Regions from separate parts of the Homo sapiens genome. Here region 2 is linked to region 1. The links are chromatin loops, found by intact Hi-C in ENCODE. Cell type or tissue: endothelial cell of umbilical vein. All regions are shown on one strand.

Region 1 (8,000 bases):
CTCTGCAGTAGCTGATCATGTTTTACATCTGTGGGTTGATCTTGAAGACGTGGGCTTATCAATATATCTTGTCAACAGTGGGCATTCATTTAAATAAAATCAAAAACTGCAGGCAAAGTTGCCAGAACTGGCAATTTATAGGGGCATTTTCACTCCAGGAGAACTAAAAATAAGCTACTGTTGAGTTTGGATTGCATTTTTATCCACATATAAATAGCTTTGGTAGGTCACAGTCGAGGCAACATTGCTAAGGAACTCTGCAGTGTCTCCTCAAATTGTCAGGCCACTATCTTAAAAGACAGGCAGCTAGTCTATAGCAATTGTGTGGAAACCCTCCAGCTTTTACTTAGATCCCCAGCTGCTGCTTCAGATAATTAGATGGGAAAACTTGCCCTCTGAGACAGGTAAGGATGATGGAGTTTTCCGGCAGCGAATTGCATGGCAAATCTGGGCAAGAGCTCCCTTCCAAAGTATCTGGTAACTGAGAGGAAACTCATTTAGAATTTCTGTCATGCAGAGTTTTCAAAAAAGACTTGGGGAAAGCCGTGCAAACCTGCAAAGATGATATTTGTATCTCCAGGCTGGAAAAGTACCCTTTTATCTAGTGATGGCCATGCTGGCTTCTCTGTAAGCACTCACGAATTGCTTTTCGATTTTCATCCAGAATTATAACATCTGCGTACCGTGCCCCACCAACCCAAGTAAATATGAACTGTGAATACATCCCACCTTCATATCACAGTTCAGCCGTTCTTAGCATTCATTCTTTTACTCGTTAAACACTTGCTAAGCCCTTACTAATGCTTCCCTCCCACTGTGCCTGGGCGGGAGGCACGCTGAGATGATGCCCTGCCCTCCAGGTCTGAAGGAGGTGTGGCATAAGGAAGAGTATAACTGAAAAAGAAGATTCAAAGCACAGCAAGTAAGAGCTTCACCAACTACTTGCTTCGTGCACTTGGCCAGTGACTTAAACTCCCTGAGCTTCAGTTTCCTCACTTCTACAGTAGAGGTGATGGCAGAACCTGCCACTTAGAGATGCTACAATCTATGTAAATTCTTCAGGATCTAGCCACACTATTGTAAGCAGTTAGGGAAACCAAATATTTTACCCCAAAATATATTTTTGAAATAATTTGAGATGGCTGTTCAGAGATCTGGCAAACAGAAGTCTCCCTGCAAAGCTGTCTTCTGTGGGGGGAGATTTGCATCTGTAGGGAAGCTGCACTGATACTGCGAGTTTTTCTCTGAGGCCTCCCCTTGTCCTTGTCTGGATCTAGGAAAGATTCACTGAGATCATGACACCTTTTAAGGTCTAAAAAAGACATCTACCACCTACCCTCTCTGAGGGCAGCCACCTGTGAGGTTTTAGCTACTTAACAAGCCTACCTATGCTAGCCAGGCCTCATCTTCTCCCCCTCCCATCACCTGTTTTACCACCATAATTTGTTTTGCCGCAATCCAAGCCCCAATTATTTTTATTTAATTTCAATTTTCATTTTAGATTCAGGGGATGTAGCATGATTGAACCCATCACCCAGGTAGTGAGCATAGTTCCCAATATACAGTGTTTCAACCCTTGCCCCCCTTCCCTTCCCTTCCCTTGTAACGTCCCCAGTGTCTGTCGTTCCCATCTTTATGTCAATGAGTGCCTGATGTTCAGCTCCCACTTATAAGTGAGAATATGCAGTATTTGGTTTTCTGTTCCTGCATTAATAGGCTTAGGATAATGGCCTCCAGCTGCATCCATGTTGCTGCAAAGAACATGACTTTCGTCTTTTTTATGGCTGTGTAGTATTCTACGGTATATATGTACAACATGTAAATCCACAAATGTAGATTTCTTTATCCAATCCACAGTTGATGGCAAGTCCCATTTTTTTCTGTAGCCTCAAGATGGCATGTAAGCTTCTGAACCCCTTTGGGAGGTAGGAGTCCTTACTCTGTGTTTTTCTCCCTGTGTGCACATTAACACATTTATATGCCTTTTCTCCAATTAGTCTGACTTTTGTGGGTTGATTTTTTTCTTTGCAAACCTTCCGATATAGCTGTGTCCCCAACTAAATCTCATCTTGAATTCCCAGGTGTTGTGGGAGGGACCCGGTGGGAGGTAAATGAATCATGGGGGCAAGTCTTTCCTGTGCTGTCTTCATGATAGTGAATAAGTCTCATGAGATCTGATGGTTTTAAAAATGAGAGTTTTTTTGTGCAAGCTCTCTCTTTGCCTGCTGCCATCCACGTAAGACGTTACTTGCTCCTCCTTGCCTTCCACCATGATTGTGAGGCTTCCCCAGCCATGTGGAACTGTAAGTCTAATTAAACCTCTTTCTTTTGTAAATTTCCCAGTCTCAAGTGTGCCTTTATCAGCAGCATGAAAACAGACTAATGAGCATTAGACAGACTAATGTTCATTAGAACAGTAAATAGGCACCAGTGCAGTGGAGCACTGCTGAGAAGATACCCGAAAATGTGGAAGTGACTTTGGAACTGGGTAACAGGCAGAGGTTATAACAGTTTGGAGGATTCAGAAGACAGGAAGATGTGGGAAAGTTTAGAACTTCCAAGAGACTTGTTCGATGGGTTTGACAAAAACGCGGATAATGATATGAACAATAAGTTCAAAGTTGAAGTGGTCTCAGATGCAGATGAGGAACTTGTGGGGAACTGAAGCAAAAATGACTCTTGCTATGTTTTAGCAAAGAGACTGGCAGCATTTTGCACCTGCCCTAGAGATTTTTGGAACTTTGAACTTGAGAGAGATGATTAGGGTATCTGGCAGAAGAAATTTCTAAGCAGCAAAGAATTCAAGAGGTGACTTGGGTGCTGTTAAAGGCATTCAGTTTCAAAAGGGACACAAAGCATAAAAGTTTGGAAAATTTGCAGCCTGACAATGCAATATAAAAGAAAATCTTTTTTTCTGAAGAGAAATTCAAGCCATCTGCAGAAATTTGCATAAGGAGGAGCTGAATGTCAATCCCCAAGACAATAGGGAAAATGTCTCCAGGGCATGTCAGAGGTCTTCACATCAGCCCCTCCCATCACAGGCCTGAAGGCCTAGGAGGAAACAGTGGTTTCATGGGATGGGCCCAGGGTTCCTATGCTGTATGAAGCATAGGGACTTGGTGTTTGTGTCCTCGCCACTCCAGCCATGACTGAAACGGGCCAATGAAGAGCCTGGGCCATGGCTTCAGAGGGTGCAAGCCTCAAGCCTTGGCAACTGTCAAGAATTGGGGTTTGGGAACCTCTGCCTAGATTTCAGAGGATGTACGGAAACGCCTGGATGTCCAGTCAGAAGTTTGCTGCAGGGGTGGGTCCCTCATATAGAACCTCTGCCAGGGCAGTGTGGAAGGAAAATATGGGGTCAGAGTCACCACACAGTGTTTTAACTAGGGCACTTCCTACTGGAGCTGTGAAAAGAGGGCCACTGTCCTCCAGAACCCAGAATGGTAGATCCACTGACAGCTTACACTGTGGGCCTGGAAAAGCCAAAGACACTCAACACCAGCCTGTGAAAGCAGTTGTGAGGGAGGCTGTACCCTGCAAAGCCACAGAGGCAGAGCTGCTCAAGGCCATGTGAGCCCACCTCTTGCATCAGCATGACCTGGATGTGAGACATGGAGTCAAAGGAGATCATTCTGGAGCTGTAAGACTTAACTGCCCCACTGGATTTTGGACTTGCATGAGGCCTGTGTCCCCTTTGTTTTGGCCACTTTTTCCCATTTGGAATGGCTGTATTTACCTAATCCCTGTACCCACATTGTATCTAGGAAGTAACTAACTTGCTTTTGATTTTACAGGCTCATAGTCAGAAAAGACTTACCTTTTCTCAGATGAGAATTTGGACTGTGGACTTTTGAGTTAATGCTGAAATGAGTAAAGGCTTTGAGGGACTATTGGGAAGCCATGATTCATTTTGAAATGTGAGGACATGAGATTTGGGAGGGGCTGGGGTGAAATGATACAGCTTGGTTGTGTTCCCATCCAAATCTCATCTTGAATTTCCAGGTGTTGTGGGAGGGACCAGGTGAAAGGTAATTGAATCATGGGGGCAAGTCTTTCCCATGCTGTTCTCATGATAGTGAATAAGTCTCACTAGATCTGATGGTTTTAAAAATGGGAACTTTTCTGCACAAGCTCTCTCTTTTCCTGATGCCATACATGTAAGACATAACTTGCTCTTCCTTGCCTTCCACCCTGATTGTGAGGCTTCCCCAGCCACATGGAACTGTAAGTCCAATCAAACCTCTATCTTTTGTAAATTGTCCAGTCTTGGGTATGTCTATTTCAGCAGTGTGAAAACGGACTAACACACCTTCAGAAGTGGAGTTTTTCTCTTGGCCCCTAATAAACTGGAACTTCAAGGATTCAGCTGGGAAGGGGAATATTTCCAGGCACCCATGGTTACACAGCTGGTGAGAAAATTCCCAAAGGCTTTATGGAGTTCTGGCACTTTGGGTGAATCACTTCCTGGCCTCAGGACTCATTTCCTTATTATTTAGTTGTGGAAGTTGAATTAAAGTTGATTCCATCCAGCTCTTACTTTCTATTGTTTGACCTGAGTCATAAAAAATAGGATTTGGACTTGCAGAGATAAAAGAGAAAAGGATATTCCCAGAGGAGACTAGCAGGGAGTATTCTTTAATCAGAAACATCACCCTTGTTGACCACCATCTATAGAACATTTAATTCAGCAGTTGCTTCCTGAGCATCTACCATATACCCAGGAGAGATGTTCAAAATACTTAACAGCTAGGCGTGGGCCCCAATGGCCTAAGGAATGGATGCTGGCCAAGGTGCTGGGGCAGGGTCTAGGGACCTCTGCTGGGCCAGTGTTACCTAACAGGGGATCTTGATGAGGTCCTGGGATAGGAGCAGAGTGGCCAGGAAAAGAAGGGGGAGTATTACCATGGTAGCTCGGTGCAGTGACTTGTTACTAATAACATGTAAATTCTCACACTCCAATGTGTCAAAGTTGAGTAAAATTCAGCCCCTTTCCTCAGTCTCTCAAGCAAGCAATGCTCCCATGAGCCAGCAACTTCATCAGTGGGAATGACAATGAGTGACAAGGCCCAGTAGAGGCAGCCAGCCCACGAGAGGCAGGGGATTGACTCCCTCCAACTGCCAGGGAGGTGAGATCAGGCACAGTCTTCCTCTCAGGGGTCATTCCTAACCCAGACAGTGCTCAGGGGAAAGGACAGACATTTCCCTCTGTGCAGATCCAAGCGGTAGGCCGATTACCAGGGGCAGCTACCACAAATGTAAATACAGAGTGAAAAATGGAGGCAAGGCCAAATGAACGCTGGCAGGTCTAGGGTGATGGGCCTCCTGTGTCAGGAATCTTGCAACCGCCACCGGGGAGGGGTGTAATATAATAACAACAGTCAGAAGTGACATTGGCCATAAACCTCCAACACATGCCAGCTGAAAACCGGGCCTTAACAAGTCCAGTATTGATGCCCTGGACCTGACACTGTGTTAATACATTATCCAAATGCACTCTCTCATTTGATTATCAAACCACTCTGTGAGGAAGGTACTTTATTTTGTACTTTTTTTAGATGGAGATTTGCTCTTATCGCCCAGGCTGGAGTGCAATGGCACAATTTCGGCTCACTTGCAACCTCCGCCTCCCAGGTTCAAGCGATTCTCCCACCTCAGCCTCCCAAGTAGCTGGGATTACAGGTGCCCGCCACCATGCCCGACTAATTTCTGTATTTTTAGTAGAGACAAGGTTTCACCATGTTAGCCAGGCTGGTCTGGAACACCTGACCTCAGGTGATCTGCTCACTTTGGCCTCCCAAAGTGCTGGGATTACAGGCATCAGCCACCGCACCTGGCCGATGAAGGTACTTTATTATTTTCATATTAGAGAAGGAGAAACTAGGCCTTTGTAAGGCCAAAGCTTACAAAGCAAGTTAGAAGCTAAGCCAGAGCTTGCACTAAGGCCTGACTGACCCTGGGGTCTAGTCCTTAACCACAGTGCTGAGCCATCTTCTTAAACTTGCACAGTTAATGTGTAACTGAAACCACACCTACCCACGTGCTGGCTGACAAATTCCAGGTCCTTCAGGCAGCATGAATACTTCATCCTTGAAAATTTTTCTGGATCCTTAAATCAGACAAATGAACCCACAGTCCTCCTGCCCATGGAAGACACCATTAGCCTTCCCAATAAGGAAAATTACTGGGATGCTATTTTGACATACTGAGAGTTTTTCCCCCAGAATTTCATTGCATCTCATTCCTTTCTTCCTTTCCAACCATCAGGCCATTTCTTGTTAACTGCGTGGGAGAAAGTATAGAAGAATAAGAAAAAGCAAGGGAGCTGAAGTAGGCCCTACTGATGCTGCATCCATGCCCCTTCAGTCCTCGCCACTTCTGGGCATCCCTGTGCAACATCCAGCTGCCATGTCTGCATTCCTTTACCTTAGAACTTTCTCCTCCCAGACCCAAGGGAGGCCAATGTGCCAGAGAAATAACTTCTATAAGCAGCTGTCATCCAATAACTAATGCAAACTGGTAGATAAATACCCCAGCTCCCTCACCTGTCAGGTGAAATAACTTAGGGGCTTGTATTCCCCCTTTTTATAGAACAATGTTCTAAATTTGTTTCAAGTTTTAGATTCAAGGGGTACATGTACAGATGTATTACATGGGTATACTGCATGATGATGCGGTTTGGGCTTCTAGTGATCCCATTGTCCAAGTAGTGGGCCTAGCACTCAATAGGTAGTTTTCCAGCCCTTGCCTCCCTTCCTTCCTCCCCAGTGTCTATTGTTCTGCTCTTTGTGTCTCTGTGTACCCAATGCTCACCTCCCACTTATAAGTGAGAACGTGCAGTATTTGGTTTTCTGTTTCTGCCTTAATTCTCTTAGGATAATGGCCTGCAGCTGCACCCATGTCACTGGACAGGAAATGATTTTGTTCTTTTTCATGGCTGCAGGAGGCTTGCATTCTATGCCAGCTCTCAGAACTCCCCAGCAGGATTAAGCAGCCACTCACAGTGATTACTGGTTTGATGACACACATTTTGCTGGCTGCTTTCTCTGCCCTTCCCTACTTCTCTACCAGCACTTCCCAGAACCACCTCCCAAATAAACCTTCTCAGAGTCTGCTCCTAGGAGGAAGCCAGCCTAAGGCAGGAGTGATTTCTTCATTCTAAGTCTTAAAGTTTAAGCCCCAAGGAACTCAAAGCATAGAATAATGGCAATCAGAAACAACAGTGTTTCATTCTCAGAACTAGAAAAGATTCCTTGATTTTGGAGAAAGAAAGCCAGGATGCCAGGACCTTCAGACTTTCTGACAAAGTGATGCTTGTACTCTGCCACCACTTCCCCACCCCCTGTTCTGAGCCAAGTAGGGAGAAAAGCAGAAACTGCAGAGAGTTTGGGGGTCTCTAAGAGCAGATTGACCTGGCTTGGCCTCTCTAGTGGGAGCCAGGCAGGGGCCAGGAAACTGGAAAAAACATCAAGCTGCATGGGACGTCTAGGCTGACCATGCCAGGCAACCTCATGGAGCGCTCATGAGCACAAAAACTCCAAACACACAGAGGCTCAGAAGCAGGGCGCCCTCCAACCCATGGTGGAGGGATATGTTTCCCCATCTGCCCCAGATGGCAGGGGCTTGGCACAGGGCTTCCAAACAGATGACCAGATAGGTCACACATGTCTCATATCCTGGAGAGGACACCTGTGTGCCCGCCTCACACCTCGGCTGCACTCCTGAATTTGCAGTGGTTTTGATCCTCATCAGACTGACAGTATCCTGCCTAAGTGCACACTGAGCTTTTTCCTTTTCTGCACCGCAGCTTCTCCAACACTGCCAGCAGGGGAGGAGACAGGCAGGTGGGAACTCAGCCACAGGAACACAGGAGCAGCAGAGAAGTGCTGGGGAGATGTCCCATCCTCTAGACAAGCTTCCACCAACGGGAAAGAGAGCAGCTGGGAACATCGACCTCACATAAACAACTCCAAGAGGCCTTCGCCATATTCCTCAGAGCATCC
Region 2 (8,000 bases), 380 kb after region 1:
GATTGTAAGTTTCCTGAGGCCTCCCCTGCCATGTGTCCTTATAACCTGCAGAACTGTGAGCCAATTAAACCTCTTTTCTTTATCAGGTATTTATAGGCAGTGTGCAAAGTGACAAATATACAACCCCACAAAGCAACTCGAGTATTATTCCAAGTGCCTTCATGTCTCACTCTGAAAATGGAGCCAACACTGCACGCTGAAGCATCTCCTTTGGTAGTGGACTGAACCTAATGCATGCCTGGTAAGTGGCTACTGCTGATGAAAGGCAGGGTTCTCACTACTTCCTATTTAACAGAAAACCACCTCTGGGAAGCTCTGTGTAGAATTCATGAAAACCTATGGTGAATCAGAAGGAAAAAAGCCACTTGCAGCAAGACACTCTTCTTTTACCTGAATTTCTATATCTTCCCCCAAGGCACCTGGCAAAGCCTGTCCATGAGTAGGGTCCACAGCAGACCAGTCATCATGGTGGAGGAGATCTCATGGGTGGAACTTCTGACAACTGGATGGACACCCTTTGCTTAGATGTTAGAATTCTGATAACCAAACACATACCATGAAGAAACCAAACAGACCTAACAGTTCTCAGTAAGATAGCAAGGAAGAAAAGATGCTAACTAGCTAAGAATTACAAAGGCACACATACCTCAACAAAGGACTCTCCATGAGTTTTAGCTTTTGCTTCACCTGTTCAATCTCTGAATACAATTTTAACCCTTCAACCATGGAGATATTTTCCTGCTCAGAGCTACAATTTGCCAAACTGCTTCTCAGATTAAAAAATTTGCTGTAACTCTCCTCACATTGAGACAACAGATTGTGGTAGTCACGTCCTGAAGGAACTCAGTTTTCAAGAATGTCATAATCCCTGAGAGTTTAAAAGCAAACTGAAATCCATTGCCTTTCAGACACATTTTTTCTCATTAAGAAAGCCCATGGAGTCCTCAAAGACCCACTAAGAAAAGTGCTTTATAACTCAGGTACATGTTAAGTCTCTCTGAATAGTACTCTAAGTGGTAACTGTTGAAAGTTTCAAACACCACTTCATTGAAGTCATTAATTTTTCTTCTTTTGAGGAATTGTTTTTTCTTAGATCCAAACATTTGTGCTTTAGAATTACCTAAAGTTCATATTGTACAATTTGTAATCATTATTTAATAAGAAATTATTTTCTTCTCATATATTAGATTCAAAATCTTAATAAGGAGTGGGTGGCAAGGGCCAACTGGGGAGTAGGGGTATAGAGGGAAGTAAATTGTTTCACAATGGTTAAGACTGCCATGTTTTTCAGAGATCTGAATGTGATTTTAAAATGTTTTAAAAGATTACCATATTTATAGGATCAAAAATTAGAAATGACTCAAACTGTCTAGTCCTTCCTTACATTTAAAGCACTATATAGGCACAAAATTATGTTGAATATTCCCAGAGAAAGACCAGGGGATTTCAAAAAAATAAACCTTTGAGATTTTGAGGGGAAAAAAATGCTGTCATTATTAGAGAATGATTAACACAAAATAACCTTGTACTGGACCACCTTACTGGCACTTGAAATTTATTCATTTACATAAATTCTCAAATATAATGACAGAACAAAAAGTATGTCTCAATGTAATAAAATAATTTATAAATGTACAGTCAATAGATATTAAATTAATGGGTTTAACAATAAAATAAAATATTGCCATTACCTGTAGTTTTAAAATAATTGCTTTATTTTTCAGTTAAATGTATATCAACTAGCTGTGCCTTAGGTTAGAGCTTCTCAATTCTGATGAATATTAGAATCACCTAGGATCTTTCAAAAATACAGATGCTCAGGCCAACATCCAGAGCAATAAAAACGGGCCTCTGAAAGTGGAGAGGTATTTTTTAAAGTTCCCCAAGCATGTAATGTGTAGCCAAGGTTGAGAACTATTGTCTTAGATTATTATTTTTTTAACTTCGTCATGCTCTTAAGAAGATGGGGGGAGGGGAGAAAGCTGAACAAAATCCTAATTCATATCAAATTATGGTGAACACTCAATATTTAAAATGAACAGAAGATTTTATTTTCTTGCTTTTCCAAGTAAATGGATTGGGTAAAGCTTGAAAAAGTAAGGATTTTGTCTACTTTGGTTATCCACACTCATTTAAAGATACTCTAGAAATCTACTTTGCAAATAAGAAATTACGAACCAAACCACTGGTCTATTAAGTTGCGAAGATTAAGACTAAAATTTTAAAATAAGTTTCTTAGCATTTCCAATATCCATGCAAGTTAGCTTATTTCTTCTCATTAGATTGATACTTTACAGTCTAGAACCAGTGAACCAACATCATCTTCAGACCCCTAAGTTCTGAAGTAGTGTGTTTTGAATTAGAAAGGAAAAATATTTGCCACATGGTGCAAAATCAAGACAGTGATTTGATCTTGCCTGCTGATAGCTCTACTCCTATCTTAGCCCAGGAACCTTTTTAGAGTCTGCATACATGTGATAACATTCCAGTTTCTCCATCAAGTGCCACAGTTTCTTCTCCGTAACTAAAGACAATTCCTCCCTTATGCTGTCCCATCTGCCAGTGATGTACAAGGCATGTATGGAGATCATTACTTGTCCACACATGCAAGGCTCTCAAATCAGAATACAATTTTTTTTGTCCACATACAGATCAAATTTGCCAGATATGCATTATATTTACCTACCATTACATTCTACTTCAATCAAAACCAATCACTGCTCTTTAAGAGCAAGTGTATCAAACCTAGAAAATATTCAAGCTTTTTGATGTTCTGGGATTGTACTGAACACACTATAGAAAAATAGGAAATGCACAATAGAAAAATTAGAAAGGTAGAAATCACAGTCAACTTATGAAAGCTGAAATCAGACATACATAATTGTAAACCAGGTAGAACCATTAACCAGATTTTCATTTTTTAAAAAATTTTGTTATTATTTACTATTTAAACCAAGAGAAACTTACTAAATCAAATCAAACTGCATGAAAATGTAAAGGCCTTGTCTTATATAATGTCAAATCATCTTTCACATAGGAAAAACAAATTACCTTCTACAATTCTTTTTAGTGTGAGTTCTAATTTTATTGCAGCATTGCCTGTTAATTTACTGCTCAGGAATACAGGAGAAAATTACTGGTCTTACAGCACCATCTAGTGGAAAGATAAGTGTCGCATGTAACAAGATCAGCATAGAACAACTACTTAATTTAGGTTGCATGATTAATTTTGGTATTTTTGAACGGAAAAGCTTTTCCTTGTCAAAATATGATAAATTAGAAGAATGCGTTTAGGTATTTTTGATTCATCTGTTAGTTTAACCTAGTATGTTTTACTATAGGAACTTAGAGTAAAGCCATATACTTTAAAAAAAAAGTATTATTTAAGTTTCAAGCAAAAAAGTCTCTATAATGCAAATAAGTTCTTTGTTTTTCAAACAATTGTCATTAAATAGATGTTCACAAACCTCCTGATTTTAGGCTTAGTTTATAAACAGTTAAAGCAGGTTTCTCTGCACTTGTTCGTTTCATTTAATAACTTGAAAAGGGGCTGCACTATTTGTATATTGGTCTATTTCTGTCTATAGGCCCTTGGAGTAAGAGTATGTGCGTGTGTATGTGTGTGTGTATGTGTGTGTGTGCGTGCATTGCGCATGTGTGTGTCTCACAAAGGTAAAATTAAGCCATGGTAACTATTTTTTCAATATGTACAAGGTCAGTAATAAACACAATCTCAATTGAGGTTTAACACGTCTGACAAAACAATCATATGCATCATCCTTTTCTTCATCCCAACTCTTCCAAATGTTCTGGTAGAAAAACCTGAAAAATAACTTAATATCATTCAAATTTAATCACTGGCTCCAAATGTTAGGATTCTGGAGGGATGAGAGCTAAAGAATAAATCAAAGCAATTCTCATATCTCAGAGAATGCTGCATATTTGCTATGGTTATCAGTTGAGTCACACAAGATAAAGACCTTCTTTGAATCAGCTAGAGGGGTTTTTCTATAACACTCATTTTTTTAAAACTTTCTTTTTATCAGAAGTAGTATTTATTGACCATCTCTAACTGGGCAGGTAGTAGTTCCATTTGTTGAGATAGAAAACACTGGGAGAGAAACAGGTTTGGGGTTCAAAATGAAGAGTTGTGTCTTTGCCATGTTCAGGCTGAGATGCCTATCTGACCTCCCAGTAATGACGTCAAATGTACAGAGAAATATACAAGCCCAGAGATCCAGGGAAAGGTCAGGGCTAGAGACATAAATCTGGGAGGTGTCAGCATATTAATAGTTTTAAAGCAGTAAATGAGATCATCTAGGGACATAATATAAAGCAGCAGTTCTCAACCCTGGTTGCACATTAGGGTCCCCCGGGATACTTTAAAAAATTGATTCCCTATCCCAGACCAATAAATCAGATATCTGCGGAGGGAAGGGGGTTAGCATTCACATGTTTTTTAAAGCTCTCTAAGCACTTTAACAAATTTTTATTACAAAAAATTCTAAACATACAACAGATAAAATAGTATCATGAATATCATGTATCCATCAGCCAACTTCAAGAATTACCCACTTGGGAGAAATCTTATTTCATCTCTACCTCACCAACCTACCCTCTGCTCCTCTCCTCTCATCATCCTGACCCTGGCTTATTTTGAAGCAAATCTCAGATGTATCAAATCATTCACAAATTTTTAGTATGTAGCTCTAAAATAAATCCTTATGCCAAAAAAGTTTTAATTTCTTAATATTACCAAATATCCAGTCAGTACTCAAATTTTCCTAATTTTCTCTTTTGCTGTTGTTGTTTTACAGTTGACTTGTTCAAATTAGGATCCAAACAAGGCCAGCTGTGGCCCTTAATGGATGCGTCTCTTAAATCACTTTTATTCTATACATTACCCCTTGCTCTTTTTACCCTTGTAATTTATTTAATAGTTTCACACACACTGAATTTTGTTGATTACTTATCCATGGGGTCATTTAACATGTTTTTCTGTTTCTTTCCTTTCTAGTAAACTGATAGTAAGATCTAGAGCTTGATGGGCTTCAGGAAAGACTTTTTGGCAGGAATACTTCAAGTGAGGTATGATGTACTTGCATCGGGAAGCACATATAGCAAGTCCTCTAATATCAGCCTTTCATTGAATGCCTTTCACTATATAAGGGAATAAACATCAATTCCTGGCCATAGTCGCAGTCTGTGTGGAGTTTTCATGTTTTTCCTATGTCTGCATGGGTTTTCTACAGGTACTCTGGCTTCCCACATCATAAAGATGTGCATACGAAAGATGAGCATGCTAGCTGAACTGGTGTGTCGACATCGTCCCAGTCTGAGTGTGGGTGTGAGTGCACCCTGGGATGAAGTGGCATTGTGTCTCATGCTGGTTCCTATCTTGCACCCTAAGCTGCCATGATAGGTTTTGGCCACCTGCATCCCTGAACTGGAATAAGCAGGTTGGAAAATGAAAGAATGAATATGAATTATTGTCAAATAAAAAATCTTAAATTAGACAATAATCATACAAATGCACAACAATAAACAATGCAGTATAAAATCACTCAGCGAGTCCATCAAGTTGGTGACGGTTTGAACCACGTGGTGGTAAAGGGTACTCCTTACAATTTTTACTTTGCCGACATTTATTCCTCAATTTGACCAACCACCACCATGACTGCCGTGACTCACTGATTCACCAAAAATTGGGTAAATAATTATTTTGTTTTTATAATCTTTCTTATATGTATACAGGATTCACATTTATTTCAATGTTCAAGATTAAAATTGTTTTTGGTCTTTATTTAGAAGTTTGGTGATGTTTTTGTGACCAGAAATAGGCCATAGGAACTTTAACTTTTGTTTGTATCTATTAGCCTATGGTAACATTGGTTTTGTAATTTCGCTTAAAGTTGAAGTTTCCAAGAACCTGTCGACAACAGTAAGTGAAGACTTCTATAACGCCTAGCCATCTCTTTTTGTGAGGTTAAGACTGATCAATGGATTCAGGTGTTGTCAGCCTGATTCACCCACTATGAAGTTCTCTATTAGTTTTTCACCTAAAGATTACAGCAGTCATTGAGGATCACTGCCTACAACCTTTATTTCATTAGTGGTTACAAAATATGGATATTCTATCATTCCTTCTTCATGTAGTGGTTGGATGTGTCTATAAGGAAAATCCCCAAGTTATTATAATGTGGTTCCAAGGTAGAGTAGATGAGAAAAAGAAGAGTAATAGGATTGATCCCTTGGTAACTCGAACACTCTAAAAAGTTAGAGCATGAGAGAAGAGCTAGGCAAGATGACTAGAAAACCAAGCCGGTGAGACACCAAATGAATAGTGCTGTCGTAGAGGCTGAGAGGAGAGTGTGTTAAGATGGGAATGGAGGAGGCAGAGCAAGGTAGTGGAAAAGAAGGCTCCTCTGATCATTCTCTGTGCAAGGACACCAATTTAACAACTATCCAGTTCTTTGGTAAGAACTAAAAATCACGTGAGCACCTATAGCACCTGGTTTTAACTTCATATCACTGAAAAGAGGCATGGAAGAGATAGAAAAAACAGTCTTGAATCGCCGATGCCACCCCTCACCCACCATCCTGTGTGGTACAGAGAGCATATCTGGGTGCTGCAGGAGGGAGAGCACTGCAATTGTAAGGCATTAAACTGAGCTGTCCTGCCACAGCAGAAAGGAAAACTAGACCAAACTCAGCTGACACTCACCTATGGAGGCGGCATTTAAACCAGCCCCAGCCAGAGCGGAATCACTCATCCCAGCAGTCCAAACTTGAGATCCTGCAAACCTTGCCACTGAGGGCTAAAGCACTTTGTGTCTCTAAGTAAACTTGACAGGCACACTAGGCCATAAGGACTGCGACTCTTAGGTGAGTCCTAGGGCTGAACTGGGCCCAGAAACACAGAGACACAGTGGACTTGGTGGGGGCACACAACCTACTGAGACATCAGCTGGGGTGTCTACCGGAGTGCTGGCATCACCCCTCCCCTAAACCCAGACTGCACAGCTCACAGCTCTAAAGGAGACCCCATCCCTCCACTTGAGAAGAGGAGGGGGAAGAGTGGGGAGGTCTTCATCTTCCATCTTGGATACCAGCTCAGCCACAGCAGGATAGGTCACCAGCCAGAGTTGTGAGGCTTCCCCATGCCGCATTCCAGGCCCTAACTCCCAACCCCCAATGACATTTCTAGACACATCCTGGGTTACAAGGAACCCACTGCTTTGAAGGAAAGGACCCAGTCCTGCCAGCATTCATCGCCTGCCAACTGAAGACCCCTTGGACCCTGAATAACCAGCAGCTATACCCAGGTACTACGTCAAGGGCCTTGATGAGCCACTGAGACTTGCTGGCTTCAGGGGAGACTCAGCACATTCCCAGCTGTGGTGGGCCACAGGCCAAGTCTCCTTCAGCTTGAGAAAAGCAGAGGGAAAAGTAAAGGGGACTTCGTCTCTCACCTTAGGTACTAGCACAGCCACAGCAGGGTAGAGTACCCAGCGGGCTATTAGTGTCCCTAATTCTGGGACTTGATTCTTGAATGGCATTTCTGGACCTGTCCTGGGTCAGAGGGAGGGAAGCCCACTGCCCTGAAGGGTGAGTCCCAGGCCAGGCAGCATTCACCACCAACTGAGTCGAGAGACCTGGGGCCTTACAGGAACATCAGCAATAGTCTGGCAGTAGTCCTTGTGGCCTGGGATGGTGGTAGCTACAGGGTGAGGCTCCTCTGCTTTTGGAAAGCGGACAGAAGAGTGGGAAGGACTGCATCTTGTGGTTTGAGTGTCAGCTCAGCCACAGTACAACAGAACACCAGGTAGACGTCTAAGGCTTTGACTCTAGTCCCTGACTTCAAGATGACACCTCTGGATCCACCTGGAGCCTGGGGGACCTCATCACCCTGAAGGGAAGGACACAGGCCTGGCTGGCTTTGTCACTTGCTGACTGTTAAGCCCCAGGTTCTTGAGCAAACATAGGCAGTAGCCAGGATG

What was found. Peaks named below come from ENCODE experiments on the same cell type or tissue, not always from the same donor. Only the 100,000 strongest peaks of a DNase experiment are listed, where the experiment ranks them.
Region 2: it touches region 1 in a loop (6-fold over the local background); 10 of 110 quality-filtered maps call a loop at or near these places.

The regions. Positions count from the first base shown.
Region 1 is chr19:28,326,551-28,334,550 of GRCh38, forward strand. No RefSeq gene overlaps it. Among named protein-coding and RNA genes, the nearest start is that of ERVE-5, 280 kb to the right of the region's middle. In endothelial cell of umbilical vein, no CTCF peak of the experiment used is centred here; a DNase peak (open chromatin) is centred at 4,541; H3K27ac peaks cover 1,175 bases.
Region 2 is chr19:28,707,348-28,715,347 of GRCh38, forward strand. It overlaps the pseudogene LOC100420587. Among named protein-coding and RNA genes, the nearest start is that of ERVE-5, 100 kb to the left of the region's middle. In endothelial cell of umbilical vein, a CTCF peak has its summit at 3,202 (motif pointing left); a DNase peak (open chromatin) is centred at 3,144.